Linked DNA regions of Mus musculus: region 2 is linked to region 1. The links are chromatin loops, found by intact Hi-C in ENCODE. Cell type or tissue: gastrocnemius. All regions are shown on one strand. Links, peaks and the distances in the headings refer to the core of each region. The heading gives the core; the rest is flanking DNA. Region 1 has its middle 26 kb from the start of Gm22382. Region 2 has its middle 73 kb from the start of Gm22382.

Region 1 (16,523 bases), core at 5,021-13,020:
AAAGTAAATAAATGAGCTCCATTATATACATAAGTGATGAGATCTCTTTTGCCTCACTCTGTAGACTGGGGATAAGTTATAATCGCTTTTCCTGGTAAACAGATGCACATGTATATAACATTTTAATAGATAAGTTGATAAGTGAGTTTCTGCAACATCTGGATCAGGGTAAGTCTTACCTCCCTCTCCATCTCCAAAGTTCTCACTGGCTTTGATAAAAAATGAGAAAGCTAACTCAGCTCTTCCTCAACAGCAACAAAACCCAGCCCTTTACACACTTCCTGGAGACAAGAGCCATTCAGCCTAAAGAGAGAGCTCAAAGTCGGACGGCATCATTCTGTAATCCCTTCCAGAATGGTGACACTTGGCTGATTTGTCAAAAACCCTTCTACATACATATCCAACCACCTTCTTTTAATGAATGTCAGCCTTTTAGAATCAACGACGCTGACATTACTCTGTGGAGCGAAGACTGACGGCCCAACTTATAAATTCCCTGACGCCTATATTAGCAAGAAAAGCGAGATGAGTTTTCTGTTCGCTGGGCTTGTTCTGCTGTCAAATTCTGGGGGACTTGCACTTCAAGTCCCCCAGAATATATTCTCTTCAAATTAAATTATCTTCCTTTTTGCCAGCCAGGGAAAAAATTTAGAAGAATATTATCAACTAAGTGGATCACAAAATGTGAGTTAAGCCTTGCTTCCTAGGTGAAAAGATATTAAAATGAATTATATTCCCCAGACACATGATGTGTTTCAAAGGGTCACCTGCTACATCTGTTAAGGATGTCTTTTAAAGGACCTTTGAGTCAAAAGAGGAGGAAAACAAGCAGCCAGTAGACTTTCCTTCCTGAAAAAGATAGTGGCTGCCCCTTTTCTGTTAGCAGAACCTTGAGGGTGTGTCCCCCCTTGGTTTGATTTCTTTCCACAAATACTTTTTAACCAGTAACAATTCTGGCAAATGCCATACCATATAACAATTCTTTTGTATTAAAAATGTTCAGTTTTACTGAGATTTACTAATATCTGGGCCAGGGAAATGACTCAGTGGGTAAAGGAATTTGCTGTACCAACATGACAACTTGAGGGGACTTGATCTCCAGGCCCTGTAGTAGAATGAGACAGCCAACTTCCAAAATTTGTCTTCCCTTCACACATGCTCTGTGACTTGTACAAGCCCACACCACCAATGCCTCCACACAATAACAAAGAATTGCTCTAATTCTAACTTCTCCCTCTAACTTCTATATCCCACTTATGTTGCCTGTCCTTACTTAGCCTGTCAATCCTAGATGGGGACAATCATATTTCATATCATAAACTCTCACTTTGAGTTCCTTCAAAATATATGTATAGGTAGTAAAACACACACACACACACACACACACACACACACACACACACACACACACTTGTGCAGTCTGGAGAGGTAGCTCAGTTTGTAGAAAGACTGCTCAGCATGTCGGAACTCCTAGGTTCAATCTCAGCACTGCATCCATTCAGTATAATGTTGCATGCCTTTAATTCCAGCACTCCAGGATGACCAGTAGTGTAAAGTCAAACTTAGCTACATAGCAAGCTTGAGGCCAGCCTGGGCTACCTGAAATGCTGTCTCAAAAAGAACTGGAAATGCCTTGTGATTTCAAAGTCTCTAGTCACAGTGGTGGTGGTAAGACTGGCACCCAGTCCCCCAACACCCTTAACACTAAGCTGCTATCACCAGCAGCTGTGGCTGTAGCCTTTCCATCAGCCTTACCACAAAGCTTTCCTGGAGAAGCCTAGGTTGTAAGTCAGCATGTTTTTTACATAAAGGTGGAGCTAATAAGTATCTTAGACTTTGTGAGTTATTTTATTTTCCTTATAACTACCCAGATTTATAATCCACCATGAGGAATGAGACTACAAATGAGTGTGGCTGTAAGTTTACAAAACAGTCACCAGGCCAGATTTGGACAATGTGCTTGAAGGGTATGACAGTGTGTTTGTTTACCTTTGGTCCAGATCCTTGCCATTTGTATCTTGGTTACATTCATAAAACTCAAATTGGCAACATTTTTTTCTTATCTCCTGAACTAAGCTGTAGATTTGACAAAGGACAGAGCTGCCCTGTCCCACATTTTCAGCAGGTCCATCATTCCTAACATTTGGGTTTAATCTTTTACAAACACCAGAAGAGTGATTGCATGAAGGAGGGAGGAATACCTCATCTTCATGGACTACTAGACACTTTGTACTCTGGGGTAAATGCAGTTTGGAGGAAGTCTCAGCTCTATAAATGATGACATGTGTGTGTCCATGTTTAGAGTGAACTCCAAGCACTGTGAAATGCTTCACTCATTTCAAACCTATTTAACTCAGTACCATGCGAAAAAGATGCCTTTAATTCCAGCACTCCAGGATGACCAGTAGTGTAAAGTCAAACTTAGCTACATAGCAAGCTTGAGACCAGCCTGGGCTACCTGAAATGCTGTCTCAAAAAGAACTGGAAATGAACATTATTGTAGAAAGTTAAATTCTAGATTATGATCACTTGAAGTATCTTTCCCCTGGTTAGGACATATTAAGGAACTTCCCAGTACATGAACAACGAGAGAGCAAAATGAATCCTAAAAGAGGCTTCACCACATTTGACCATAGCCTTACGAGGAACTCCTGATGGCTTGTCTTTAAGCCAAGTAGGTAAGATAGCAACTGTGTTCGTAGAACAGAGGCAGGGGAAACACCTTCCTTTTTCTATCTTATGTTTAGAGAGTGTTGGACTCAGTGCCTAGACGTGGAGATGTTGTTTCAAAAACAGGGATACTCAATTTTCTACAGGACAGACCAGCAATGTGAACTCTGTAGGTTCCACATAGTCTGAACACCTGGACATTACAAGCTGAATGTCATGTACAGGAGATTTCTATTATCTAATGCAAGCTTACCATTGAAAAATAGGCAGTGGTTTGACCTCAGACTACAGTTTAAAAAAAAATCAAATAACCTTGGGAAGACAGGATATCTTCCTCTATCAGTGACCATGTACATCTGAGATTGTGCTGCTCTGCCCGGTAATTACTTCTGATGTTATATCATCTATCATGTGTGAGTTTGTCCCTCCAAGAGGAGATGAAGCTAGCCTTTGCACCAGGTCCATAACACAACATAAAACCAAGGAGAATGTGGATGAATTTGAATTGCTCTAAACTAGAATTTTATGAGACAAAAAAGTAACATTTTATGTCTTAATAAATACATCAACCTCCTTTGTTGGAGTCATAACATATACCTCCCTAGGCAGAGTGATATAAAACGATTGGCATTTCTGCAACCCACAGGGGAACGGCAAAACAAAATCCTAGAGAAGCACCACAAGCCGGAGTCTGGAAGCAAGGTTTAGAGTTGAATGACTGGCACCACCTGTGGATTTTATGAGACTCTGAAAAATCTGCACAGTTGAGTTCAGCATAGATGTAGTATAATTGGGATGTTTGAGAGATTGGGTGCCTGGCCCAACCAACCTGTATGTGAGTCCCAGCTCAGTGCAATTTCAACTCTGCCACCTCTGACAAGACAAACTGCCTGAGTATTTTAAGGCTCATTTCACAGATGAGGTTTTAATCTAAATGAGAGGGAGATAATCACAGCATTCACCTAAAGGGTAATTGTGAGAATCCATGGGATAATGAATTCATCAGGAGTGCCTGTCCAGTGCCTGCCATGTGCTGGAAACTCACAGCAGACATCTGGTAGACCTTATGAAAGCTATATACAGACTGTGGTGGAATACTCTTAACTAATATTCCTAGCACACCAAAGGGCCTCGGGATGCTTCTAGATGCCTACTTAAGGAAACATGACCTGGCAGTGCTGGGCGGTTCCTACTGGTTTTGTCCTGACTGTGGGTTATAGTCAATCAGTCCCTGTAGTGATTAAGTGTCACAGACAACTAGACTGGATTTGGAATCATCTAGAAAATTGGGGAGGCATACCTGTGGCATGTCTGTGAGGGAATTTCTCCCATGGAAATGGGAGATTCACTCAGTATGGCAAATCAAGCCACTCTATCCCATGAGTTGAGTGCATAGGTAAAAGAAACAGTTGTGTGAAAAGTCAAAATTTGTCAAAAGGGACAAAGAAGGGTGTCATATAGTAATACGATGGTCAATTCATCAGGAAGGAATAACAAGTGTAGATCCATATACATTCAATGGCAGAGCACCAGAGTATAGGAAGCAAACTTTAGAAGAGATGGTGGGAGAAATGAACAGCAACACAATGAGAGTGCAAGTTTTCAGCCTCCCACCCTCTTCAGTAGCAGAACACAAAGCAGAGAATCAAAGTAACCAAAAACGTAAGACTGAAGGTCAAATGCTCTGCAAGTCTATACAAACACTAACTGAACGTTCTCAAATACATATGGAATATTGCTTTGGGATAGAGCACATATTAAATTAGAAGACCAATTTTTAGCAAAATCAATATTTAAGATTGAAATGATATCAAGTAGAAGACCAGAGAGATGACTGGGTGGCTAAGAGTATTTGCTACTCTGACAGGGGACCAGGATTCAGCTCCCAGTACCTTGAAATGCCTCACAGCCATCTGTAACTCCAACTCCAGGGGATCCAATGCCCCCTACTGGCCTCCATAGGCATCTACACCCACGTGCATGCATGCTCAAGCAGGCACACACACACACACACACACACACTCATAATTAAAATGTTTAAAATAAATTTTGAAACTATATTATAACAAGCATATTTAGTCATTACACTGGAATTAAACTGAAAATTAATGACAAAAAGAAATGACACTATTAATGATACTCTGCTTTGCTTGCAGACAAGAGCCTAGGATAGCTGTTTCCCGAGAGGTTTTATTCAACAACAGAGGGAAACAGATGCAGAGACCTACAGCCAAACATCAGATGGAGTTTGAGGAGTCTTGGGGAGCAGTGGGAGGATGGGACTGAGAAAACCAGAGGGGTCAAGGACACCAAAAAGAGACCTACAGAGCCAACTAAACTGCACCCATAGGGCTTACAGATACTGAACCACCAACCAAAGAGCATGTAGATGTTAGACCTAGGCCCCTACACATTTGTAGCAAATGTACTGCTTGTTCTTCATGTGAGTCCCCTAACAATTGGAGCAGGGGCTGCCACTGACTCTGTTGTTTGCCATTGGATCCCCTTTTCCTAGCTGGACTGCCTGGTTAGGCCTCAGTGGGGCTGGATGTGCTTAGTCCTACTGTGACTTAATGCCCCAGTGTAGGTGGTAGCCAAGGACAGGCTTCCCTTTCCATGGGGAAAAGGGTGGTAATGGGGGAGGGATTTGTAAGGATGGGACTGGGACAAGAAGAGGAAGGGGGACTTCAATTAGAATTAAAGTGAAAAAAATAAATTAATTAAAGAAAATAAATGACTATATTTTGAAATAAGATATTATAATAAGTATATTTAGTCATTACAATGGAATTAAACAGAAAATGAACGACAAAAAGAAAAAAATTCACACAGATATGGAGATTAAAAAAAAAACTAAGCTTTTAGATGAAGTAGGAATCAAAGGGGAAATTAGAAACTATCTCATGCAAAAACCACAAAAACGCAGCATTCTAAATCCCTAAGGACACAGCCACGCCAGCAATATGAAGTCAATTTATAGTTAGAGTAGCTGCTCTCACAAAATACCATGCACTGGGCTGTTTATAAACAGCAGGAATTTAAATTCCACAATTCTAGAGACTGGGATGGCCGAGATCAGGCATTGGCAGAGCTGATACCTGGTACTAGCCCGCCTCCTGCTCAAAATGGCTACTTTGTTACAATCCTTCATGCTTCTCTTGGATCGGTTACAATGTCTTTCTTTCATTCCTAATTTAATTTCAGGGTTTTTTTTTTTTTTTTTTTTTTTTTTTTGTTAGTGAAGCTAACGAAAACTTATTCCCTTGATCTTTAAAAAGAGTTCTGTTGCTGGGCAGTGGTGGCGCACGCCTTTAATCCCAGCACTTGGGAGGCAGAGGCAGGTGGATTTCTGAGTTCGAGGCCAGCCTGGTCTACAAAGTGAGTTCCAGGACACCCAGGGCTACACAGAGAAACCCTGTCTCGAAAAAAACAAACCAACCAAACAACCAAACAAAAAAAAGAGTTATGTTGATGTCAGTTCTTTGTTATGGTTTTATCCCCCTTTTTGGTCTAATTCTTTCATTCCCTCCACACTCTAGTGTTAACTGTTTTTTATTTTCTGTTTTGTCTTTTATTTTAGATTTTTCTTCTTTTTCATGTAAATATTTAAAAAAGGACATTTTTTTCCAAAAATGCTGTGAGTGACCACCAGATGTTTGGGTTGCGTGTTCACTTTGAAAGGACAATTATTTATTCACAGATACCTCAAGGTCATAGGCTGAGAGGTAAGAAGCAAGGGAGAATTCGAGTCACCTTAATGAGCCAGAAAAATGAGCATTTGTGGAGAGAAATCTCCCCACTTTCCTCAGTCCCCCTGCATTAGAGGCTGTGGTTGGACATGGTCTGACTCCATATGCTGCGGACATCTTGACTCCTCAGTAATAAGGCTGACAACGAGGCTGTCAGGGAACAGGGTGAAGCATACTATTTGAGTCCATCCCTTTTGGTTGATTTTCAGTTATCTGCACAAGGTAATCCTGGGTGCCTTCCCACAGTGTCCTTACTGTATTTCCTTTCTACAGTTGGTACTCCGACTATATAATTTTTTCTTTTCCTTGATTTGTAAACCACTCAGTCACTAGGGGGACAAAACACAGTGATTACTAATGGGAGATGCTACGAAGGTCCCAGCTGTGAACAGGAGAAAGCCAAGATGACCCGTCATCGAAATGTCACCACAAACACCACCATGCCATTTGGAATGAAACAAGGAGGGCTTTGTGCAGACAGCAACCAACCAGACAGCAACCAACCGCATATTTAAGTCCAGAACTCACCCGTCTTTGCAAGGAGATTTAAGGGCTTCTCGCTTGATTAAATAGCCCGTGATGGAAGATGCCCTTGTCCCCTCTGTGGCTGCATACAAATGACAGACATTTGCATGGACCAGGGCATCCAGAGCCCTAAGGGGACTGTACATTTTTAAAGTAGTACTGCCAATGTTTTTGTATAGTAATTGGAAATGTACATTCTATCAGGTGTGATTCTTATTAGGAGAGGAGGTAGCTGCTCTTGGCTACCAGTTCTGGTCATTTAGGGTCACCAGGACTCAGAAACAAGAAAACTCTGCATATATTATCTGAACAGGGATGCGCAGTAAATGCTAGCTCACACCAGACTCTGGCTCTCAACTTTCATCTCCCTCTCTCCCCAACTTCCTTCTATATATTCAGCACATTTCAGCCACATGAATAAAGGACTTTCTGATGACTGGGCAGCAACTGGAGTTGAATTAGTCATGTCACAACAGCCAATTAGCAAATAGTACCCCAGTTACTAGAAGAGGTGGTGTTGTTTGATGTGTTCAATTCCTGCTATCATCTAGGAGTCAAGAGCTGCCCTAAACACACCATGGGATCTCCGTGGTCCAGTGTCTGGTAGGATAGAGGATTTGGCCAAGATGGATCATCATATGGGAGCCTGTCCACCTTCCCAGCCTGACCTCCCTTGGGTGTTTGTGTGAAGGTGGGCGCCTGTCAGAATCACAGGAAGAACAGGCAGTCCTTTAGGGAAGATAAGTTAAAGATGTTGTAAAACTCCTCTAGTGTGGATGGGACAAGTGGCCAGCCACTTGGGGAAGGATGGGGAACAAAAATATCTTGCTTTTGTGCTATAGGAAGTATGGCTTTCAGCCTGCAGCACTTAGAAAACCACTTAGAAATAGCTCTACTCCTCTTCAGACTTCATAAACCATGTGTATGTGTTTGCATATGTGTGTACATATATGTGCATGTGTGTTTACATATATATTTGCATGTGGGTATATATGTATATGTGCATATACATTTGTGTGTTTAAGTGTGTGCATTTTGTATGTATGAGAGTATATGTGTGTGTGTGTGTAGTTTGTATGTTCACATGTATATATGGGTGCTCAGACTGATACTCGCACATAAACATGCACACACACAAACACACACAAACACACACACACACACACACACACACACACACACACACACACACACACACGGAGGCTAAAGGAGGACATTGAATATCTTCCTCTATTACTCTCTGTCTTATTGCCTAGAGATAAGGTCTCTTGCTAAGCCTGAAGCTCACCATTTTAACCAGTCTGGCTCCCAGGATCTACCTGATTCTACTCTGTGATACTAGGACAGCAGGCCTGTGTGGCCATGCCTGGCTTTTTCAGGGGATTAGAACATATGTCCTCTTGTTCACACGGCCAAATGCTCTTACCTAGTGAGACATCTCCAAAGACGCTGGAGACTTCATTTACATGACATTCTCAATGCCCTCATCCCCAACAAAGATCTGCAAGCCCACATCTGCAACATCTGCAAGCCCACATCTGTCCCTCCCGGGACAGTGCCTAGATTATGAAGTTAGAGATGTTGTAAAACTCCTATGGGATGGGTGTGACTAGAGGCCAGACACTTGGGGAGGGATGGGAACAGGAACCCCTTGCTGTTGTGCTATAGGAAGCATGGCTTTCAACCTGCAGTGTTGGGGAAGCCACTTAGAAATAGCTGCTCCACAGCTGACATTCGAAAGTTGGAGCACTGAGCTAAGGAGGAAGGAAGGAACAAAGGGAGGGAGGGAGAGAGGGAGGGAAAGACCTGTGCAACAGTAGAAAACAAAGCTTACAGAATGAAAAAATAACAGAAGGGCAAAAACCCCAAAGCAAAAACAGCCAGAAACGCACACCTGGATGGGCTGTGGAGCTGGGCTGTGGCCCCACCTGCTGGCCAGAGTTGCAGGTGGGTCCTCCGTGTCTGTGACCTTCATGCCCAGGTCTCTGCTCTGTCACCACATGTGTAGCCTGTATCTTGGCCACCCAGGCTTGTGAGCCTTGGCTATCTTTTGCATATAGAACTATCAGGACACTTTGAAGCAGGGACACAAATGGACCTGGTTCAAATTTTTACAGTGTCATTAAAATACTGACCTTCTGCTTGAAGTGGATAGGAGGTCCAGGGTGACTTATAATTATCAGCCTCCCGGGGTGGTATATGCCAAGAATTCAACCTTTCTAGCAAGAGAAGAGTCACTCAGGCCAAATACCAAGGGAATCTGAGTCACTTTCTGGAGAGATTAAAAAATGAACTAAAATTATCAACCACAAACCCTGTTCTCTACCCCAGTGTCTCCCATTCCAGTTGCATGAAAGAGAGCAGGGCAGCCATGTATAAACAGCAAACTATGAGACTGGGGTATTCTGAGAGGATTGGTACCTCTGTGCACCAATCTCCAGGCAGTCCTAGATGTAAGCACACCAGGGATTGTAGAGATGTCTCAGTGACTAAACGGGAACACTTTTCTTACAGAAGACTGGAGTTCAGTTCCTAGCACTTGCATCAGGTAGCCCATACCCAGCCTCAGGGCATCTGTGAGCTTCCTCTTGTCTCCATGGGCACTTGCACTCATGTGCACATAATTGAAAATAAAAATAAAGAAGTAAAAATAAAATCAAAAGTACCTCAATCAGATTAGTCCTGATCGAGATTAGAACAGACCTTACTGTTTTTAAACTCATTCACTACTGGCTCTCCAAAGCTGGGCTGTGGCACTGTGGGGTTTTTGAAATGATAATCTCTAATACTTACATCATGCCTTACACAGTGTCCTACACAAGCCCCTCACCTGCCAAATGGAATAGGAACAATATTGTCACCTGTTTCCTATGAAGCTAAACAACATGCCAAGGGTGACACACAGAAAATAATTAAAGAGGAAGTAGAAAGTACAGGTGGGTGTGACCACAGGCCAATGATCTCAACCAGTGTCTGCCTCGCATCTCTCTTATAAGTCTGTGTGTGTGTGTGTGTGCACGCGCGCATGTTTGTGTGTGTACATGAGAGAGAGAGAGAGAGAGAGAGAGAGAGAGAGAGAGAGAGAGAGAGAGAACACTATACAAATGTCTATGGCTGCATGTATGTTTGTGTGCAGATGCATGGGTGTATCCATGTCGAGGTCAGAGATCAACCTCAAAAGGAGGTCAAGGGTCAGCCTCAGGTGTTGTTGCTCGGAAGTCAAGGAAACAGACTCTCACTAAGGTCTGGAAATTGCCAATTAAGCTAGGGTAACTGAAGCTATCTCTGTATTGTTTATTTGTTTGTTTATTTATTTACTCATTTATTTATTTATTTGAAATTGGTCTTTTCTCTAGGACCCAAGGCTTGCCAGTTAGGCTGGACTGGCTTGGGCTTCCCATCAGCCACAGGGTTACCCCTGCCTCTGTCTGTCTTCCCAGGGCTGGGATCACAAGTGTACATAGCTGTACCTGGCTCTTGATGTGAGCTCCAGGGTTCGAACTCAGGTCCTCATGCTTGTGGAGCAAGATGTCTACAAACTGAGCTTTCTGCCGAGCCTTTCCAAGTCTTCTTAATGAAGGAAAAGAGACATAGAAATCAGAAACAGAAAAGAGAGAAGATGGTGGCAAGCCGGCACTATAGACGCTCAACAAAGAAAACTCTCGGGGTGGGGGGGTTGGGGTAGAAGCCTCAGGGGACCTGGTGCAAGCCTCAAGTCACTCTAGCTACTCGGGGACAATATTTTAAATGTTAGGAGTTGGCAAATGAATCCTAGAGACCGGGGAAAAGAAAATTCTCTTTTGAAAGAAACGCTTAAAATGAATCATTTATTTTTATCTATTTGTATGAGGGTTTTGCCTGTGTGTATGTGTGTATACCATGTACATGCCTGCTATCCACAGAGGTCAGGAGAAGGCATCAGATCCCCTGGGACTGGAAGTATATAGAATTGTGAGTTACCTGCCACATGGGTGCTAGGAACCAACTCCTTGGAAGAGCAGCAAGGGCTCTTCACTTCTGAGCATCTCTCCAGCCCTGAAAATGCTCTTCTTAAAGAGGAAGATGTATTATTTTCCTCTCATAGCATAAGAAGTGGTCACTGTTTGGGGAAGGGAAAGAGTCTCTAAATTCAGTAAGAGGGCTGGAGAGACGGCACAGTCTCAAGAGCACTCCAGTGCCCTGGCAGAAGACCTGAATTCAGACCCAAGTACCTACACTGGGCAGGTACTGTAACTCCAGCTCTGGGGGACCAAGTCACCTCTTCTGGCTTCTGCAGACACCTGTACTGGTATGCTCATATGCACACCACATTAGAGAGAGAGAGAGAGAGAGAGAGAGAGAGAGAGAGAAAATAACTTGTAAAGAAATAAAACTCAGGCAGGTAATACAGTAAGAGAGTCACTCCCCTGTTCTCCTGAGCCTGTTCTTCCCCTGGCTGCTTGGCTCAGGCCACCAATAGTGAGAATAACAACGTGTGAAATAGAATCCCCATGCCTGATGCTGGACACAGTGTGAAGCCACTGTGGAAAAAAAAATTCCCTTTAGAGTCTGACTAACCTTTTGGACTCCATATCTGTGGCTTGGTTGAAGAACACACACACACACACACACACACACACACACACACACACACAGAGTTTAGCTTCAGAATTAAAATAAAATTTGGGAAGCTGGAGAAATGGTTCCATAGTTAAGAGCACCAGCTGCTCTGCCAGAGGACCTGGGTTAGATTTCTAGCACCCACGTGGTTGCTCACAGCCTTCTGTAACTCCAGTTCTGGGGGATCCAACACATGCTTCTGGCCTCCATGGGCACCAGGAACACACTCAGTACACAGATACACACACACACACACACACACACACACACACACACATATTTGTGTGTGTGTATATATATATATACATATATATGTGTGAATGTGATGCGCTCGTGTGTATAAAACACCCATACACATCAAATAATACAAAAATAACTAAAAGCAATAAAATAAAATGTGCAGGACAATTTGCAATGCATAACACCGCATTATGATCCAGGCCCTCAAAATAAGCTGTATCATTTCCTTATGTGTATACCACCCACTGCCTGGTCCCCTGAGAATAGAAATGTTTAAATTAAGATGTATCAGAAGTCAGTTCCTGGGGTCTTCGGCACTCAAGTACAATTCACCGAGGCCGCTTTTTCACAAACACTGACCCCCACTATTCTGACCTTGATTCTGGACATTGTCTTACAAGGGTTTTCTCCTCTCCCCCATCCCAATTCTGAAAAAGCCCCATTATTATGAATCTCACGTGTCCTTCACTGTTACTTGTGTTCAATCCTGACTAGGAAGGCCTAGGCGCTTTGTGGGCTAAAACATCAAAAGCAAACTCATATTTATGCAAATATAAATTAAAATCCTCTTTGCTTTATTAGACTTTCCATCCTAAAAACATATACATAATTCATGATGGGGGATAAAGGGAGATTATTAGCTGTAGGGCCATGGACCAACTTTTTAATAGTGAAGAGAGTGTGGTGAAAGCTGATTTTTATTTTTAAAGTTTTTATTTTCTAATGAGTCAAAAGAACAAGACAAACTCAAAGAGGCCATGTCAGCGTGGTCTTTCTTCCCCTTCCCCATCTTTGAAAGCAGAGAAAGTCAAAGCGACATTTACCTTTTAAACCTTGTGAAATGACCACACATTTAATGAACTAAAATGTCAAAAATGTGAAACGTTTAAGGAATCTTGATCTTTTGTTAAACACACAAGGTGATGTTCAAAAGGAAAAGAAAAAAAAAAGACAGTAGTTATTCGTGTTCGTAACCTTATCTTTCTACAAGGAAAGATTTGTAAAAGGGTCGGGAATGTGTCAGGTGGCTGGGTTGGGGCTGGCCCACCCTCCCTCTTTGTCCAAGGACAAGATCCACCTTCGGGAACTAAGACCTTGACCCAGCCAAAAGGAATGGTCACTGTGAAGCCCCGCTCTTCTTTCTCCTGGACACCAGAGCACACCTAATGAATTCTCTCCTGCACCACGGGGCCCAGACGGCGGTCGGAAACCTGACTGCACCTGCCGCATCTCCCTTCAGATCACGTTGCTGTTATGAAAAATAGTTTGCTATTTTGGAACCCCCTGGCAGCCAGAGTGAATCGCCGAGGGCCCCAAGCTCGTTTATCTTGTGTCAGAAGCAAAGCCAAATGAACGCCACCTCGCCCGGCACCTGAAGAATGGGAAGGCGCTTGGTGAGAGTAAAAATAACCAAGGGCTGGGGAAATGATGCGGAGCGGAGCTAACTAAGTAGGGCTGCTCACAACATACCCCACTTTTTTTTTTTTTGGTAGCCCAGGCTAGCCTCCAACTGTTTATGTAGCTAGGATGACCTTGAACTTATAATCCATTTCCATCTCCATGATGCTGGGAATGCATAAGATTCTAATGGCACGGTCCACCACAGCCCTTCTGCCCTGCTGGGAATCAAACCTCGTGCTTAAGGGGCAAGCATTCTATCAACTGAGCTACAGCCTCAGCTTCTACTTCCCTCAGCTAATTTTTAGAAGGGAGAGGATTCTGCCATGTAAGGTTTGGCATTGGAGTGGGTGGCCGTCCCTGACCAGATTCACACAGTTTTGGAAAGCTGTGGTGCTCACTGAAATCAACTGGGACTTCCCAGGTGCATTGAGGAGACTCTATCAGAGTCTAGTCACCTATAGATGGACCAGAGACATGACATTCCTCAGGGACTTGCAGATCAATACACCCAACATCACCTTCCTTCTCCCTCCAAGCATCAAAGGGCTGAGGCTAAACTCATGGGACCGAGGCTGACTTAACTCTCTTACCTCAGGTTAGGGTCAAAAGAGAAAGAAGGAGAGGGCTGAGAAAGACGGAGGCTGTGGAGCAGCTGGGAGATAGTGAGCGGCTGAGGCAGAGCCACATCAGATTCGGGGGGGTTGGGGGAGGAGGTGTGTGTGTGCGTGTGTGTGTGTGTGTGTGTGTGTGTGTGTGTGTGTGTGTTTGCCTTCAGTTCTCTCCTGCTATGTGGATTCCTCAGTTTGTAAGACTTGACTCTGTGTGTATGTGTGTGTGTGTGTGTGTGTGTGTGTGTGTGTGTGTGTGTGTGTATTTGCCTGCTGAGCCATCTTGCCAGTGCAGGAATTTTGAAATGCAACTGTACAGATTAACAGGCTCTGGTGTGAGGCTTTTAGGCATGTGCCTTACACAGAGATTGTGGTGCTGGACATTTATGGGTGGACAGTGTGAGACTATGGAAGACCGGGACGGAAGAGGGAGATCAGATAGGGTATGACTGAGCCCGCCTGTGCAGAGAGCAAGGCCAGCCTACTTGAGGAGCCGGTGAACAAGAAGGACAAGCAATCATGCATTTCTAATCCCCCAGGCCGTTCCTGTGCATGAAAGATCCAGGTGTGAGCTAGAACAAAACCAAACAGAAACAAAAAGAAAACAAACCTCTGTCCAAACAGAGCAAATGATATCTGCAGACTCAAAGTGCTCTGTAGACAGGAAGTCAACTACGTGACTGACTCCCTATGGAACCTGACCAGATCGCAACTCCTGGAACCACAGTGACATAGCACTCGGGTGAAGCAGTTTCAAACACTGTGGGTTTTATATGATACCAATCGCTCATGGGAACTATCCTAGAATTTCCTCCTGGAGGAAAGTCCCTTTATACCAGCATCTGATGCTTATCTTTGGCAGGGTGCCTACCATATTCAAGACACAGTGCTCTGCCCTGCAGTAAAACACATAATTCTAGGTCCCGAATCACTCCCATGTAGATCGCCAGAGTAACTCACTATTTTTCTATTTTAATTCTGCCTATCTAGTATAATCTAGGCCAGTACCTATTACTCTTTTCTTTCTAGAATGTTCTATCACACCTTATATTCCCAGTGTGTGTGGGGGGGGGGGCATGGTTGCACATATGTGGCAGGCATGTTTGGCACATGTGTGGGCTCATGTATATTTGGGCATACAAGTACACAGGTGTGTCTGTGTGCGATGTTGAAATGAACATCTTCCTCAGTTATTCTCCACTTTTTATTTATTGAGACATCGTCTTTCAGACCAATTGCACCTAGTCTAGCTAGTGAGTTTGCTCTAGGTATCCCCTGTTTCTGTCTCCCAAGTTCATCAGGTTTTCCGGCAGCTACCATGTCTGCTTATCATGGGTTCTAGGCAACAGACCTCTAGCCCTCACACTTTCCAGGCCAGTCCTTCATCAGCTGAGCTGTCACGCCACAGTGCATATCACTTTATATGAAAAGGTAAGACACACCATGCTCCAGGAAGCAACTTGCAAAAGATTGATCCTTCTAGGAAGAGTAAAATATATTTGCCATCTTTGATGGGGGCATGGAAATGGTTATTTGTTGAGTATTTATTTATTATCAATTTAACCATTTGTTGTCTACTTCTTTGTAACAACATAGCACATTTTGGAACCTAAGAGCTGTCATTTAGTCCAAAGAAGTGGCCATCAGTAATCATAAACTGGAAGTTTATATGCTATACATGAGGCATGTCATAAGCTCTGGGGAAAAATAATATTGGGATTAATTGCAAATACACGAGAAAACACAAAACACTGAGTGAGGATTCCCCCCCAACAGTGGCTGAGTCAGGATTGCAGAGCAGGGAGTCTCTTGAAGACAAGGAAGAGCAGGAGAGAGGCAGACTTGAACTGGTTCCCAGCAAGAACTGACTTGTACAAAGGTAGGGAAGGGTACATGGAATTCATGACAGAAGGTCCAGTCAAGACCACCACTGGGAGCCGGGCATGGTGATGCATGCCTTTAATCCTAGCACTTGGGAGGCAGAGGCAGGCGGGTTTCTGAGTTAGAGGCCAGCCTGGCCTACAGAGTTCCAGGACAGTCAGGGATATACAGAGAAACTCTGTCTCCAAAAAAGCAAAAAAAAAAAAAAAAAAACCAAAAAACAAACAAACAAACAAAAGACCACCATTGGATCTTTGTCACGTAAGATTTTTATCATTCTCCAGACTGGCTCTATGATGGGCAATCTTCATTGTCAACCTGATTAGATTTAAAATCACCATGGGAATACCTCTCTGGATGTGTCTAGGAGGTTGTTTCTAGAAAAGTTTAACTGAAAGAGGGAACACCCACCCTGAAAGTGGGCAGCATCATTGACAAGGTGGTGTCTTAGACTGAGTAAAGAGGACAACGCAAGCTGAGCACCAGCATCTATCTGCTTCTGCTTCCTGGCTCCAGATGCAATGTGACCAGCTAACTCCCATCCCTGTCACCATGCCTCCTCTGCCCTGATGGACTCTATCCTACAGCTGTGAGACAAAAATGAGCCTTTCAAATGCCTATGATACAGAATATGTGGCTCAGTTGGTCAAGTGCTTGCCATACAAGCATAAAGGCTTGAGTTGGGTTCCCCATCTTCCATGAAAGAGCCAGACGAAGCATCCCACATCTGTAACCTCAGCTTTGGGGAGAAGGCATAGAGAGATAAATGGATCCATGGAAATTGCTAGTGAGCCAATCTGGACAAATTAGCTCCATGTTCAGTAGAAACTTCCCTCTCAAAAAGGATGTG
Region 2 (16,523 bases), core at 3,866-11,865, 100 kb before region 1:
TGTCTCTCTCTCTGTCTCTCTGTCTCTATCTTTCTCTCTGTCTCTCAGCCATATCCTTCACTTTTCCTTTCCTTGTGCACATAAGCAATGTCCTTTTTCACCTCTGCAAGGGTAGGTGGTCACCATCTAAGACTTCAGACTTGGGTTCTATTAAGGCACAATGCTGCAGAGTTTGAGACAGAGAGTCAGGGAACATAACAGTGACATCTCAGAGTATATCATGGTAATGAGCTTCTCTCCAGATTGGCAGGCACCAAGTATGGCCATACTCAAGGGCTCCAGTCTGACTTACCTGGCCCTTCAGAGACCATGTGTCATATCTTAACCATGGGAACAGTGAGATTGATGGTTTAATCTGCACATCCCTATAAACTTGACCATGTATGGGTGTGCCCCTGAGTGGGACAGAGACATCTGGCTGGCTTTATTTGCTTTTTGGTTTTTAAAGTCCCTTCCTGACCCCAAACCTACCAATCTTCTCTCTCCACAAATCCAGAATTCCAAAACACAAAATCTATATTTAAATTTTTACTATTGTTATTTCAGAACAAGGCAGGATTCATTAAAAAGAAATTCAATTTCCCTTTCAAACCTGAAGTCATAATAAAAACTAAGGGGGCTTAGTCTAAGTTTTCTCATCAAGAAAGGTATTACTTTCCCTAAGAGTGGGCAACAGAAGGGGCACAGAGCACCTGTCACCCCAATTTCTGTCTTGACATCTATATAACAGAGAAGCAGTCATGGAAGGGAGACTGTATAGATGGGAGGGTCCACTTTTTTTTTTATAACAGGGGTATATGAACATGTACCTAATCCATATAGGACACAGTTAACTCCAATGCAAAACAAAGCGAAGGAGCTCACATGTAGTATGAGGCAAAAATGATACATTTTAATGGAGTGGGGTGACATGTCATTCTAAACACACAATGAATTTCAGAAGATCATTCATTGTAAGTATATAGAATTGAGAGCAGGGGTATCCAAAAGTATTCCAGGAGTGGGAAGAGATGACGACGTCATTTCTTTGCAGAGAAATTAGCTTCACCAGCGGTGGGGATTCAGCTCCATTGGAAGAAAATTCGTCCACACAGGAAGCCTCGGGCTCAACCCTCAGCATTACATACATTAGGCATAGGGATGGATGCCTGTAATTCCAGCATTAGAGAGGTAGAAGAAGGAGGACCGGAAGTTCAAGCTCATCCTTGGCTGCATAATTATTTCAAAGAGATCAGCCTGAGGTCTCACATGAAACCCTATATGAAAAAAAGAAATACCAAGAATGTGGACTAAAGATTATGTCATAGCATCCCTTGATGTGTATCAGGTTATCTGAGGGACCCAAGACCAAGCAAGTCATCTTTGAGAAAGACTCTGCTCCTGAAAATAAAGACATGCCCAGCAAGTCTTTGCCCAGGTTATGGCAGTTTGTTGAGACAAATTAGTGAGTATTTACACTTTAGATGAATGGGACGGGGTCATACTGTTCAAACCAAACTAAACTAAATACCCACACGTCTAGGAGAGTGTTACATTCCACTTCAAAAAATGTGTAAATGATACTGTCAAAAATCATGCGGGGTCTCATTTTGCTTCCTTGTGACAATGCTAACTTGACAAACCACATGGACACTGGCAAAGGACAAAAGAACCCTGGGTCAGAGACAAAAGTATAACATCAGGCAGCAAGTAGCATGAAACCTCATGTGTGTCCAGCTAGCTGTCTCCAAGTTCACAGAATCACTGTGGGAACACAAGAAGACCCTGGCCTTGCAGTGCTTGTGTTGTGGCTGAGAGACCCTGAGTGAGTGAAAGCCAAATCTTTTATAATGGTCCTATGAGAAAGCCCAGCCAACTGGAGCTCTAGGGGATGACATCATCCTTATCATATCGGATGGCAAATACACTGTTCTCTGTTCTAGAGGAAGCCAGACCCTGTGTTTCAAGTAAAATATAGTCCAGAATGGAAACATGGAAGCTGTCAGAGGCTCTTATTATTCACCTCCTCCTCCTCCTCCTCCTCCTCCTCTTCCTCCTTTTCTTCCTTTTCCTCCTCCTCCTCTTCTCCTCCTCCTTCTTCTTCCTCTTTTTCTCCTCCTCCTTCCTCCTCTTCCTCTTCCTCCTCTTCCTCCTCCTTCTCCTTCCTCCTCTTCCTCTTCCTCCTCTTCCTCCTCCTTCTCCTTCCTCCTCTTCCTCTCCTTCCTTCCTTCTTTCCTTCCCTCTCCACCTTTTTTCTTTTTTCGTCCCCTCCTCCTTTATTCCTCCTCCTCCTTTTACCACCAAATAGGCAGGAAAACAAGAGACCTGTGAGCAATTGTCTCACTGAAGATAAAGCATACTAATGATACGATGTACAAATGAAATTGAGAAAATGCTGGGACACTGCTACTTTGAGATTAGGCAAAGCTTTTTAATAAGACCAGATTAAAAATCTATCAACATAGAGTCACACCTACTATATAAAACCTGGTACAAGGAATAGGAATATAGCTAGTTGGTGGGATGTTTGCCCAAAGTGCCTGAAGCCCTGGGTTCACTCCCCAGCACTCCATGAACAGTGGATGGTTGTTCAAGTCTGGAATGCCAGTACTCAGGAGTAAGAGGTAGGAAGGTCACATGTTCAAGATCATCTTTGACTACACAGCCAGTTTGAGGCTAGGCTGGGATATGAGAATGAGCCCATTTCAAGGAGGAGAGAAAGAAAAGCATGATGTAAATACATAAATGCTTTGAAATATTATCAAATGGTAAGTACTCATTTATATAAGTTATAAATAAATATTCTCAGAAGAAATAAAACTAGGGTCTCAATTTGTTTCTTATTGGGAATACTCATTCAAAGCATATGAAGCCTCACTTTCAAAATGGATTTCATATAAGGGGTGGAGACTTGGAAGAAACAAAGAGGGGAAAGACATGGGCATAATGTTCTGTGATAGCAGAATATGTAGAAACTTTTCAAGAACCTCTACATCCTGATTGATCCCTTCAATATTGAATAGCTTTTGTATACAATGGCAGGTTGTATTACAGCCTCTTCAGTATTTGGATTAGATTCAGATGATTGGCAACCACATCGGCTTCATCCTTATCTCTTATAGCCTGTTTCTCTAGAAAACTGTGCTTCACTCTGGAGTGCTATCCATAGTTTACCAACTCCAAACCCATTCAGTCACATTCATATCTGTCTGTTGATGACATTGGGACCAAGTAAATCACACAAGGGGAGGACCTGGGGGTTGTGAAAGGATGTTCCAGTGACTAGAAAGTGCATAGCTATGATTTCCAGAGGAAGACTTTACTGTCTGTTTCTTGGTCTCATCCTCATAGATACGTGAACCAGCTCCTGCCCTGCCACTCCCTCCTGCTATAAATGGCATTGATAACTATTCTGGAAATCCTTCTACAGGTAGACCAAGTCACTCCTCTGGTTTAGAGACCCTAGAAACAATCTTCACAGTGCTGAGCTATTCACAAGGGCAGAAAGGACTCACCCCTGGCTGATTGTTACATGGGAATGGCCCTGAGGCTTGCTTCCTCATGCCTTGGTCAGAAGGTGGATGTAGCAACCCTCGCTTAATTTTCAAGTGCACAGGGTATGCATTTTGAGGTCCTAAAAGCCTAGCTTTGTGCACTGGCTCATCTCTGGATCATAGTGTAATCTTGGATTAATGATATTCCCCTTCCATACCTCAGATGCCTCTCCTGTCTATGTGTGTTGATGCTCTTGTGAAAGTTATTTGCAGCAAACACATGGCATGTACTAAGCTCTTCTCATGCACTAGTTTGTTCTTTTCTTAGCTCCCATCTAATGGAGCAGGAAGGAAAACTGACAAGATAGAGAAATGTTCTGACTAATATTTAATCTATTAGACTTACCATTTTAGTGCTATTATCTGGCACTTGCCCCCTTTTAAAAAAATAGTTTTGTGTGTGTGTGTATGCATGTGTGTGCTTAGAGATTCTTATTGGTGTAATTGTTTATGCAGGTTCATGTGAATGTTTGTGTGTGTGCTTGCATTCGAAGGTTAGAGGTCAAACTTGAACACTTTTCCTTAGGCACCATCCACCCTGATTTTAAGACATCCTTTTTTCCTCTATCTTACAACCCACTAATGAGGCTAGGCTGGCTGGCCAGTAAGATCCAGGGATCTTCCTATCACTGTCTGCCCAACACTGGAATTATAAGAGCATTCTAACATGCCCGAATTTTTACATGGGTGCTGGGAATTGAACTCAGGTCTTTATGCTTGTAAGGCAAGCATTGTATAGACTGAGCCATCTCCCAGGCTATGAGACCACCATTTCTAACTCATCTGAGATGGGAATCAGTTATAGAAGGAATTAGCAAACAGAAGATGCTGGCAGCTAAGATGATTTGAAAAATGAGCTTTTAGGGACATTTCACATCCAATTCATAAAAATCCCATCCTTGCACAGTCTATGATTCTGGATTCTGTGAAGCAGAAGCCAAGAAGGGATTTGATGCTCTAGGATTTATCAAGGGAACTTCCTATGAGGGCAAAAATGGGGCAAAGAAAGAGGTTGGACAGCAGTCACACTGCCCTGGGAGCTGCATCTCTGTGGGCAGAAAAGGGAGAGAGAAGGAGTCAGATGGAAGCCCTCAGGTTGCCATACGGGACACAAAAGGTTAGGCAAGGACACTACAGAATTCTCTAGCCAAGTCAGCTGTCACTGGAGTCCTGTGTCTCCTGGGAATGGGCCTGTCTTGGCACTGCTGCCACACTCAGTCAGTGGCTGGGGATGCCTGACTGGGAAGGCCTGCCCTCGACACAAAGGCGGCAAAAGATATCAGAGCAATGCAGCTGGGTCCTGGCTCAACTGCCAGTGTGGCGACTGCCTGCTGGCTGATCATGTGGCCAGAACAATTTAGGCTCCTCTACACTTACTTGGCCTCTTTGGGGCGGCTTCAGTGTTGGACTTTTGGAGGCAGTATCTTTTTCTGTGATAGTGGGAGAGATGAAAAGTCATAGTATATACAAAGTTGTGTCCTGCTGTCGTGACAGAAATGTCATTACTAACATTTTAACCTCAAATGGATTAGATGACGCTGGGAAATAATTCATTCAAAATTCTTTTGCAGACGAACATGAGGTAAAGAGATGGTATTGGGTGGTAATAGAGGGCAGAATTGTTATGATTTAGGTGAGAAATGTCCTCTAAAGGTGGTTTTGAATACTTGCTTCTCAGCTGGTTACATGTTTGGGAATGGTGTGGAACCTTTAGGAGATGGAGGAAGTGGGTGATTGGGGACAGGCCTTGAGTTTCTATAGTACAGCTCTACTTCCTGTTCATGCTCCATTTCCTGGACGCAGTTGTCTGAAAAAAAGTGTCTGTAGCTGTAACTTCTTCACCACAATAGACTATACCCTTTAACTAGAAGCTGAAATAAGCCCATTGTTCTATAATTTGACTGTCAGTCTATTTTATCACAGCAAAAGTAAAGGAACTGTGATAGGGTGTTCTCTGGCTGAGAATGTTCTAGCCCAGATGATGGTTAAGCCCTGGAAGACACCACATCAAGAGCATTTCCAGAAGATCTAAGATGTGAACATTTGACACAGCTGACCATCTTACTGTTCTTTACCAAAAAGATAAACTCGAATTAGGAGAAACCTGCCATCAAGACCTAGTACCTTGTCCAGCTGACTTCCGGTGGCAGCTTGACATGGAGGCTGGGAAAGACTTCAGTGCAAGAGTTTATATACAGATACCATAACAGTGAACACAGTCTCTGGCAAAACTGGCCACACAACTTTGAGCCCTGTGACCTCAGTGGAGGCTGAAGGACTCAGCTTGTCCTCCATGTCCAGAACAGAGCTGTGGCTGTTAGAACATTCAGGTCTGGAGCACATACGCTCTTTGGCTGGACCTGTGGATCCGCCAGAGGACAGAACTAACAACACCTTGGAACCATTCCCAGAGACACATTTCTCTAGGAGCCAAGAAGAAATACAAGTGGACCATTTTGAACTTATTAATAATTGTCACATTCCTGTCACGGCCGTGGAGGAGTCAGTTTGGGGAAGGAATGAAGCCCCAGGCTCTCTGGAGTGAGTCAGTATGTCAAGATGGCTCAGGGCAGTGAATTTCCTGTGGAGCTGTCCTTCAGAAGACCGGGACATGGGGGTGTCAAACAAATGAGGTTCCTAAGACTTCAGAATCCCATTGAAGAGGGACTGGGAACCTTTAGGGAAAATCTTTATCATTCGTATGATAGAAAAAGCCACATAAGTATGGGTCAAATGCCATGTTCTCAGAGTGGCATCTGAAGACACTAAGATGTTGATTTTGACTTCATCCTTCTTTTGTGGGGGAAGGGTCAAAAGTTGAGTAGAACTATAATCAATACAATAACATAAAGTCAAGACGACCTACTTGCACCAAAGTGTTGGTTCCCCAGGCTTGCTGGCTCTGAGATGGAGGTTAGCATTGCAGGTTTTGTATTTTCATGTATGTAACGTGTCTTAGTTAGGGTTACAATATCTGTGATGAAACACCATGTCCCAAACAAAGCAAGTTGAGGATGAAGGAGTTTCTCTGTTTATAATTCCATATCACTGTTCATTATTGGAGGAATACAGGACAGCAACTGTATTTCTTCAAACAAAGCAGGAACCTTGGAGACAGGAACTGATGTTACCCACAATAGGCTAGACCTTCCCACAGCAATCACTAATTAAGAAAATACCCTATATGCTTACATAGAGCCCAGTCTTGTGGAAGCATTTTCTCAATTGAGACTCTGTCCTCTCTGATAGCCATAGCTTGTGTTAAGTTGACATAAAATTCACTAACACATAAGAATATTCATGTACTTGTTTGCACACACATGTGGAAACCAGAAGACAGCATTAATTAGTCTGTGTATATGTATGTATCCATAGAGGCTAGAAGAGGACATTGGATCCCCTGAATCTGGAGCTACAGGAAGTTAAGAATGGAAACCAAGCCCAGGACCTCAGGAAAGAGCATCAAGGGCTCTTAGCCACTGAGCTATCTATCTCTTCATTCCAACCCCTGTGGGTTCTGAGAATTGAATTTATGTCCTTGTGCTTACACAGCAAACACTTCTCTTACTAAGCCATCTTCATGACCCTAGCATACAGGTTTCGGTCATAGATAATTCTTGGCACTGACAGCTACAGGAGAAAAAAGAACCAGAACTGCAAAGAGGGAGATGGCTGAGCTGTGATGGAGTCCTAGGAAAAGTCCTCCAAAACCTCAGAAGAGCTTGGGTGCTAGGCTGCCCTTCTAGTATTATCTTGAGTTCAGGAGGGGGCCGTAGCATTTCAAATCATTGGCTCAACCAATCATTCGCTGAAGGGTTCCTGTGCAAAGAGGCACAGTCTTGAGAAGCTCAGTCAACCCTAAGAAGGCTGACAGCTGAGGGCACCTGTCAGGAGCACCCACAGTGTCAGGAGGGGTGTCCTTTATTTTTGTAGAGAGATTTAGGGGCATAACCACTGCCAAAGTAGTTCTCAACTTCAGACGTGATTCATATATATTTAGCATCTCATCAGCACCTGCTGCACTGGGAAGCAATCCAGCTTCCTCCTCCACCCTCCGTAACACACTGTCTACAATGAGCCCCTGATGCCAAAGGGGGAATCAGGATCTATCACGTCTTACCATCTGAGAGACACTGACTGAGCAATCTATGTGTGGGAGTCCAATGAGACAACAGATCAGGCATTTGATTTTTAATGTTTGATAGAAAAAAACCTATCAAACTATGTGCTGTGCTAATCAGGTCAAAAGCTGTTCTAGAACATCAGTGTTAGCCATTGAGGGTCATTTTCCTCAGATCATCATAAACTGTAGGGGAGCATGTACTACTAGTACTTTTAAGGCAAAAATTATATCAAGACCCTAATTAAATCTTAAGGCAAAATCGTGACCACACTATCTCAACAGGACGAATTCACTCCTGATCCCACTTCCTTGGGATAAAACTTGAAGAGGTTTTATATGGTAGGAAATAATGACATCATACCCAGACATTTGTACTGAGTTTTGTATGTCTCAAATATCAAGACTCCCCTAATGCCTCAATAATTATTTGGGTCATCTAGGAAAGAAACCCCACCCTATTCTTTTCATAGATAGGATTATTTATGGTTCTCTGTTTACTTATTCACTTGTAATGAGGAGGAGACACTTGGTGAGTCTGTTCTACTCCTCCATCAGATTCCTTTATGCCTAAGTTATCTGAGGATGAGATTTATGCTCAAAGAATAACTAGGGGAAACCTGAGTGGGAGAAATATTTTAAAAGCAGGTCGTATTACAGAAGAGATCAGATACACACCCAAAGTCTGGAGAACCTTGGACTTCCTCAGCTCAGTTTGAAAGCTGTGTTAAGGGATAACTCAATCCCAGGAGTGACTTCTCCAGTGGAACATACCCTGCACTATCATATTCCTTTTCATGTTTAATTATGTGTACGTATACATGTGGGGACCCAGGGGAGATATGTGTACACAAGTACAATTCCTTGCCCGAGGAAGCAAGGGGAGGGAGTCAGATACCCTGCAGCTGAAGTTAGAGGCAGTTGTGGGCTCCCCAGTGTGGGTGCTGAAAAGTGAATGCCACTCTTCCGAAGAAGCAGTATGTGTGCTTAACTGTCAAGTCATCTTCTCAGCTCATCTTTTTTAAAAAACAAAAATTATATTTGCTTTATTGTGTAAGTGCTTATAAACCGACATGCATTTATAGGCATTATATGTACCTCTGATTCCCATGAGCTGGAGTTTCAGGTACTTGTGTGTCAGTGTGTGGATGCTGGGACTAAACTCTCACTCTCTGTAAGAGCAGTAAGTGCTCTTAATGACTGAGTACCTTTCCCACCCTTAAGTAAGCCCCTTACCTTTATTTTCTGAATTAAAGTACTCTGTACGCATGTGTGTTCCCTAAAAGTTTCTACCTGGGGGTAGATTAGCCTAAACTAAGTTGATTCATCCACATCTCCAAACAATTCATAGAAACTTAAAGGAAGCCAGGCTTGAGGCAAAACTTCTGATGGAACCAAATGGCACTAAGGCGACCAAATAATCTGAGGACTAGAATTATACACAGAAATATAATTTGCTAATGGTTTGTTTCTGAGACTAGACCATGCTCCTTACCTGGTCATTAATCTATGACATCAAGAAAACACGACTGAAGCAACATACCTGAACTTCATTTTGAAATCTTTCAGGAGTATCTGAATGGATGTATATACTGAGAACAGTCTCTGGGTTACCTGGACGGCTGGTCTTCAGAGCCAAGCACAGTTTACATTGTGCTTGTTGTTTTCCCAAGTGACTGTCCTGTAACTACAACACACAGATACAATCTATGAATAATAGCCCGACCTAGGAAAAACATCTCTACAACGTTTAACTAGACTCCAACCCTATGTATGCCTCTAGTGTGCTTTCTGAGCTCCATGCTTGCCTGCTAAACCTAAAGGCAAAACTGAAGCTATCACCTTATTGCACACCCGACTTCTTTACCTTCTGTTGTTGTTGTTGTTGTGTGTTGTGTATGGAAGGGGTGTACATGTCCACAGAGCTCATGCAAAGGTTAGAAAACAACCTTGGGCAATGGTTCTCACCTTCCTTGCCTTGTTTGAAACAAGGTCTTATCTTGCTCCATAAGCCAGGCCTTCAAGCTTCTTGGAACTCTTAAGTGACTGCCACACACCTCAACAAAAGACTATAGTAATAAAAGCAGGAAGTCCCCAGGGTGTGGTGGTGTGCATCTTTACCCCAGCAGAAAAAGATAGATCTCTGTGAGGCCCAGGCCCAATCTGGTCTTGAGTTCCAATGAGTTCCAGCACAGCCAGGCCTACACAATAGAAAGACATCACAAAACAGTAAACCAACAACCACTTGTACCACCACCAAAACCCAGGAAGGTTACTCTCACACCTAGTTTTACATGGGTTTCAGGGATTTGAACTCTGGTCTTCAAGCTTATGCTTTGCCCACTGAGCTATCTCCCTAAGTGCACTCTTATTATTTTTAATAGATCATGAGCTTCGCAAGACTTTACAAACTACATTAACTTGCATGTTAATCATATCAGTTTATCTAATTTTTATCAACTTTCACCCTCTACACATTTGCCCTATGGTAGATGTTGTGGTGACCATACAGACAATTGAGGAAACTGTTAAACGATGTAATACAGTCCTTATGTGAAAGAGGAGTTAAAGTGGAAATCCAACTACCAAAATAAGAACAGGGAGATTTGAAGCTCCTGTCACTGGTTAGTTCATTAGGAATCCAATTGGCCTCACACTGGTCACATGACCTGACATCGCACTAACTACATTTCAGCATTTGGAAAATAAGAGCAGATCACTTTCCTGTGCTCCACACTTTCAGATCATAATTCTGTTTGGTTCTTGGTGCTACATTTCCATGTGAAAATAGACACACCTATATTTAGAAGAGAGAAGGGAATGCTGAAGGGACCCAGATCCACTCTTTGGCAGTGTTTGCAGGGACTGGGAAGCCTGCCGATGCAGAGGAGAGCTCTGGGGATAGGGGTTTCACAGAACGGATGTCATGGCTGCCTACATTTGGCTTTGGCTAAAGGATGTCATACAGAGCACTGGTCCCAAACTACTTCACAGACCCGAGCTGGACCAGTCAGATAAGAAAACCCTGAGATGACTTTCCAAGTCTTGACTCAAATCCCAAGCAAGCCCTGGTATATTACTTGTACTCTAAAGGCCCCTTTGGTAATTCTGACACACATATTGGAAACCCATGGAAATGAGAATTCAGGAGCTGTAAGCAGGCAGCCAAAAGCCAATGGATAGGAGCAAATCTCTGTAGACTATCAACAGATACATTTTAAATCAGCCATCCAGAGAAGCTATTGGTGTCCTTAGAAGAAAGGAGGAAGTCCCTAGGTATTAAAAGAAGGCTGGGGTGACATTTGTAAGCATGACATGGAGAGATTTGAACAAGATAGACAGTCATACTTTATAGCCTTAACATTCTATGTACTTGTGGAAGACAATGAAGACTTACATAGGCAAGTCTTTGTAGGTACTCTAAGATTGTCTAGGGTGCAAATACCAGTCAATAGCAGAGGCTGCTGGTGCCCTAGTCCTTTTGTAGTGCCTGTTGGACATACTTCCATCTGCACCTCCTTTGTGGGAGTGTGTATATATAGATGTGTAAGAGTTGTGTACAGAAGTGTGTGTGTTTGTGTGTGTGTGCACGCATGCATGTGGAGGCCAGAAGACAACCTTGAGTGCTATTCCTCAGACACTGTCTGCTTTGTTTTGTTTATTTGTTTGTTTGTTTTGTTTTGTTTTTTGAGACTGTGTCTCTCTTGACTTAGAACTCACCGAGCAGGATAGGCTGGCTAGCCAAACAACACCAGAGGTCTGCCTGTCCCTGTGTCCCAAGAACTAGGATTACAAGGACTCCAGCACACCAAGGACTCCAGCACACCAAGAATACTTTTGAAATGAGTTCTGGGGATTGAAGTCAGGTGCTCCTGCTTCCATGGCACGCCCTGTATAGACTGCACTACCTCCCAAGCTCCTACATGTATCGCTTCATATAAGAACTCTGAGCTCCAGCATCTCCTCTGCCTACACACAGATCAGGTCATACATGCAAGGGACTGGCCAGCTTCTCGATCCTAGCACTCTGTCACAAATGACCAGCAGGTGTTGATGTCTAAGTCACCTCCCCAGCCCATGGGTAGAAGAATCCTAGGATCGTATTCCCGTTCCATCGTCTCCAGCTGAGTTGAAGACTCTAGTTACCACAGCAGCAATGCCACTGGCTGCTTGGCCTTCTCTCTTTTCTCTACTCACCTTCTCCTGGGATTACCTCACAATTAAATTACGTGTGCTCAAATCCTTGTCTTTGGGTTTGTGTCTAGGAGAACCCAAAATAACTCTCCAACCAATTTATTACCAGCTAGGCAGCAAATAATTCCCCCACTAACTCAAAATTTGTGGAAATCAAAATTGAAAAAAACATTTAATTAAAAAAAATTTAAGAAGACTTGGCAATTTGATGGCTCTTGGAGTCCGGGTGATCCTGGTAGCTATGGATGCACTGAAGGATCTGACTGCCCTCAGCATCCACCCAGTTGCTGAGGGTTGTTGTCTGTTGATGTCAGGTGCTCCAGCTTCTTTTGTAGGACTTTCTACACTTATCCTCCTTGTTATGCATTGCAGTCACTTCTAATTCTTTCAGAACACCTTGTTTCAGACCTCTGAGCCTCTGAGTTATTTCTTATTTTTCTAGAATTTTCTAGTCATCGTTTGAAACACATGAAAGCTGAGGCTTTTTCCTGAAACCCTTATGTTTCATTACATTGAACTGGTGGAGTCAACTAATGCTTTGATTATATCTGCATCCTAGTGTCAAATGGCACACTGCTAGTTCTATATCAACATAAAAGTGAGTAAAACCGAAAGGCCCAATAGACTTCCACCCTGGTTTTCTAATACCCATTGTAGAGGGCATCCCAGAGCAGGATGGGTTTTAACAATTACTCATATTGTATTCCACAGCTAGTTGGATTAGGATGCAATCAGTAAGCCAATAGGCAGCACCTGAATACAGACACAATCCCCTGAGAATGGAGAGATGTTATTCAACAATTCAGTGTTTGAGGATCTGGAGAAAATAGCTTCATAGTTAAAAGAACTTACTGATATATCAGAGTACCATGGTTCAGACCACAGCACCCATGTTAGGAGACACCAAAATATGTGTAACTCTAGCTCCATGAGGCTTGTTACTCCCTTCTTGTCTCTGTAGGTTAACACATACGCATGTGAGATTGTATGGATGCATGCTCGAGCACGAGTGCGTACCCCCCCACCCCCACCCCACACCCACACACAACACATACTTGAGGAAAAAGCAAGCAAAATGCATATGTTGCCATCTGCATGGAGATAGGCAGTATACATCAAAAGAACAGAAACAGACTTCCGGATGGGGGTCAGATACAAGATTGATATACAAACATCTTTTAACCACCACCCACTTGGAAAAATGTTTTCATCTTTAATAGCTGTGAACATATTACATGCCTGCTAGCAGCCATTCGGGAGCTGTGACACATGTGGAGGAAAGCAATATGCTTTGGCAGGTGGTAGGAAAGATGAACTCAGTGAGCGGAAAGATGGACGGGCTGATAAAGCTATTTGAGAAACACATACTACAGGCCTTAATGTGATCGCAATAAAAACATTAGCAACCTCCTTCCCGTGTAAAGATTCAGACTCTGTTGAAACATGAGACAGGAGAGAGTAAGCAGCTTGGAGATTGGTGTAGAGGAGACACCACATATGCAGACCACTCAGATCAGTTATGCCCCCTTTTTACTTTCTATAATCAAATGCAATTTATAATCACTGTGCTATTTGGGGGACTTTTTAAAATTTGACCTCTGTGTGTGTATGTGTCTTTCTCTTTCTGTGTTTGTCTATATGTGAGTGCTGGTGTGATTGTGTGTGTGTGTGTGTGTGTGTGTGTGTGTGTGTACACAAGCATGTGGAGGTCAGAAGACCCCAGTTGTTGTCTACCTTTTCTTTCTCACTAGCCTGAAGCTCCCCAAGCAGGTCACGCTAACTAAGATGCCCCTGACTCTGCCTGCCTAGCATAGGAACCTAAGCATGTTTGAATACACTTGGTTTTAAAAGAATAAAACATGGTTTTTTGAGATCGAATTCATATCCTTGTGATTACAAGGAAAACAGTTTGCTAACTGAGCTATCCCTGTAACCCTCTTTATAACACAAAATCTGAATTTTTAATGTCTTTTGTCAGATCTCTCATTGTCCCCTCCCAAGTAGGTTGCAAAGTGAAGGATTAGGGTTTTGTATCTTTCAATTGAATATCAAATGTGCACTAATCATCCACAGAGGCTTCAGACTACAAAGCTATCAGTAGGTCATTACTACAGGGAAAAAAAAGTCATTAACCCACTGCTGGAGAAGTTAAATTTGGGCGTTACCAAAACTGAGTGGCATCTGCATGCCAGGCACAGTTATAGCACTGGTATGAGCACCTGTCAATCAAAGCAGCCATGACTGAGACACTCCTGCCCCATTCCTAAGACATTCAAGATTGGTGGCTGGAGAACCTAGGCCATCAGCTCAGTCACCTGGTCAGGTGAGGCTTCTCACAAAATAGGGGCGACTAGTTCAAAGAAAGGCATGACAGCTTTGTTCAGTCCATGCCCTACAAACCCAAAGGGCTAAATGAATTACCCCAAATCTGCAAGCACAAAATATTTCAGAAGGCCGCTGTGAGTGGGCCTGGCAGATTCTCAAAGTGAAGAGACTGCAAATTACTCACTTGATATTTTGAGCATATTTTATATGCTTACATTTGTTTAAAAAAGAAAAAAAACCCTGTCGAAGTCGAGGAGAAGAGACTGTTAGTTGGAAAGTCTATGAGGAAACATAAGTATGAAGTCAGTGTGTACAGCTTCCAAGAACAGTGAGTAAGCAAACCACATCTTGACTTCAACTGAGTGTCAGTTCCACGGAAATATATGCAGGGTATTAATGCTATACTTGTGTTTACTTTCACAACCGCCAGGCCTGTGTGAAAATCAGCTTCACAGCCAAACAGAGTGATAAAAATGACAACTCCAGGAACACAGAAGCCACTTTGCAAGTTCTGCCTTCATTTTTTTTCTGTGTAATCTCCGGAAAGGGGGGAAAATGTCTTCTGTTCAGCCGCACCATCTCCCCATCTCTGAAGACCCTGCATTCAGCAGTGGAGAGTGAGTCATACACAATTCAAGCCACACACACACACACACACACACACAAAATGCCACTTGTGCTCCAGCTACTGCTAAGAGGTAGGTGGATGCTGTTCTCAGTCAGAACTTCCTATGTGTCAGAGCAGAGTCAACTAGTCCTTACTGGAGATGGATGGATAGATAGATAGATAGATAGATAGATAGATAGATAGATAGATAGAGAGAGAGAGAGAGACAGAGAGACAGAGAGACAGAGACCCAGTGAAAGATGGAAAGAGAGACAGAAAGACTCAGAACTAAGGAGGAGTTCAGATTCCCTGTGGCTAGAAAGAAGGTTTGCCTCCTCTGTGTCACCTCTCTCTCATGAATTTCTGGTAGGCTACAGCACAAGTGTTCAAGGCCGATACTTTAACCAGACTAAAATATGTTTGAGAAGAAAATTCACAAATCATATGAATTAAATGGAAATTCAAGATAACAAAGGGCAAATCTGTTAAAAGTCCATGATATGGGCTCAGAATGCAGCTCAGTTTGTAGGATGTTTGCCTAGCATACACAAAGCCCTGAGTTTGATACCCAGCACCAATGAAACCAGGAATGGTGGTGTATGGCATTAATTCCAGCACCCAGATGGGAAACAAGAGTCTCCAAAGTTTAATGTCATCACTGTATACATAGTGAGTCTAAAGACACTTTGCTGTGATGGGCCATTTGAAGAGGCTTTAGGAGACACTGCCCAGTTAAATGGGGGACACTTGGATGTATGGCCTGCTTCACAATGTGAGGCTAATACACAGAGAGAGCTGTGTGTTCCTGAGACTTCTGTGTGATTCTCTGAAGTTTTGGTTTTCTTGCCTGAAAAAGTGGGTCTAGCACTAACTACTTTGAGGACTGAGTCAGATAATACAAGTAGAACAGTAGCTAGTATATAATAAAGACTGGGTAGGTTGTTAGTTCCAGACAGGCTGTCTGGCCATAGACAAGGGAGGCATAGAGAACAGTTCTGAGTATGCATGGTAGAGAAATGCTAAAGTTTGAAGCCACTCCCTTATATCACTTGCTGCTCTGGTTTTAATGTGAGATGCCCTCCTTCGCCCGAAGACTCCTGTGTTTGAACACCTGATCACCAGTTGGTTGTACTATTTGGGAGGACTGTGGAACCTTTAAGAGGTGGAGCCTTGCTGGAGAAAGTAGTTCACTGGAGGTAGGCCTTGTGTTTGTATAACCTGTTTATTCTCTGTTCTTTGAATATGAATTTAATACAACCTCCCTCTTTCTACCACCAGGGTTTCCAGCTAAGATAGACAAGATGGTTGAACGGTAAACCAAAACAAACTCTTCTTTCCTTACATTGCTACTTGTTGAATCATAACAATAAGAAAAAATACCTAATATTCCTGGGACATCCATTTGACTTTCCTTTTGGAATCTAACTCAAAATAGAGCACGCCTTTTTTTTTTTCCTTATTGGTCAATGAATCCATTTTGTGGCCAATACAGTACAATCAGAAACCTACCCCAAATAGTCAGACACCCCTAGCTGAAAAAGCTAAATACCCACTCTATCTAGAAAGGGCTGAATTTTCATGAAAATGGATTTAAGAGATGATCTGAAGCTGGGCAGTGGTGACACACGCCATTAATCCCAGCACTTGGGAGGCAAAGGCAGGTGGATTTCTGAGTTCAAGGCTAGCCTGGTCTACAGAGTGAATTCCAGGACAGCCAAGGCTACACAGAGAAACCCTTTTTTGA

Evidence for each region. Peaks named below come from ENCODE experiments on the same cell type or tissue, not always from the same donor. Only the 100,000 strongest peaks of a DNase experiment are listed, where the experiment ranks them.
Region 2: it touches region 1 in a loop (3-fold over the local background); 2 of 42 quality-filtered maps call a loop at or near these places.

The regions. Positions count from the first base shown.
Region 1 is chr9:68,246,773-68,263,295 of GRCm38, reverse strand. No RefSeq gene overlaps it. Among named protein-coding and RNA genes, the nearest start is that of Gm22382, 26 kb to the left of the region's middle. In gastrocnemius, for the core only: a CTCF peak has its summit at 8,876 (motif pointing left); a DNase peak (open chromatin) is centred at 8,881; H3K27ac peaks cover 314 bases.
Region 2 is chr9:68,345,668-68,362,190 of GRCm38, reverse strand. No RefSeq gene overlaps it. Among named protein-coding and RNA genes, the nearest start is that of Gm22382, 73 kb to the right of the region's middle. In gastrocnemius, for the core only: no CTCF peak of the experiment used is centred there; DNase peaks (open chromatin) are centred at 4,749 and 7,553; H3K27ac peaks cover 4,663 bases.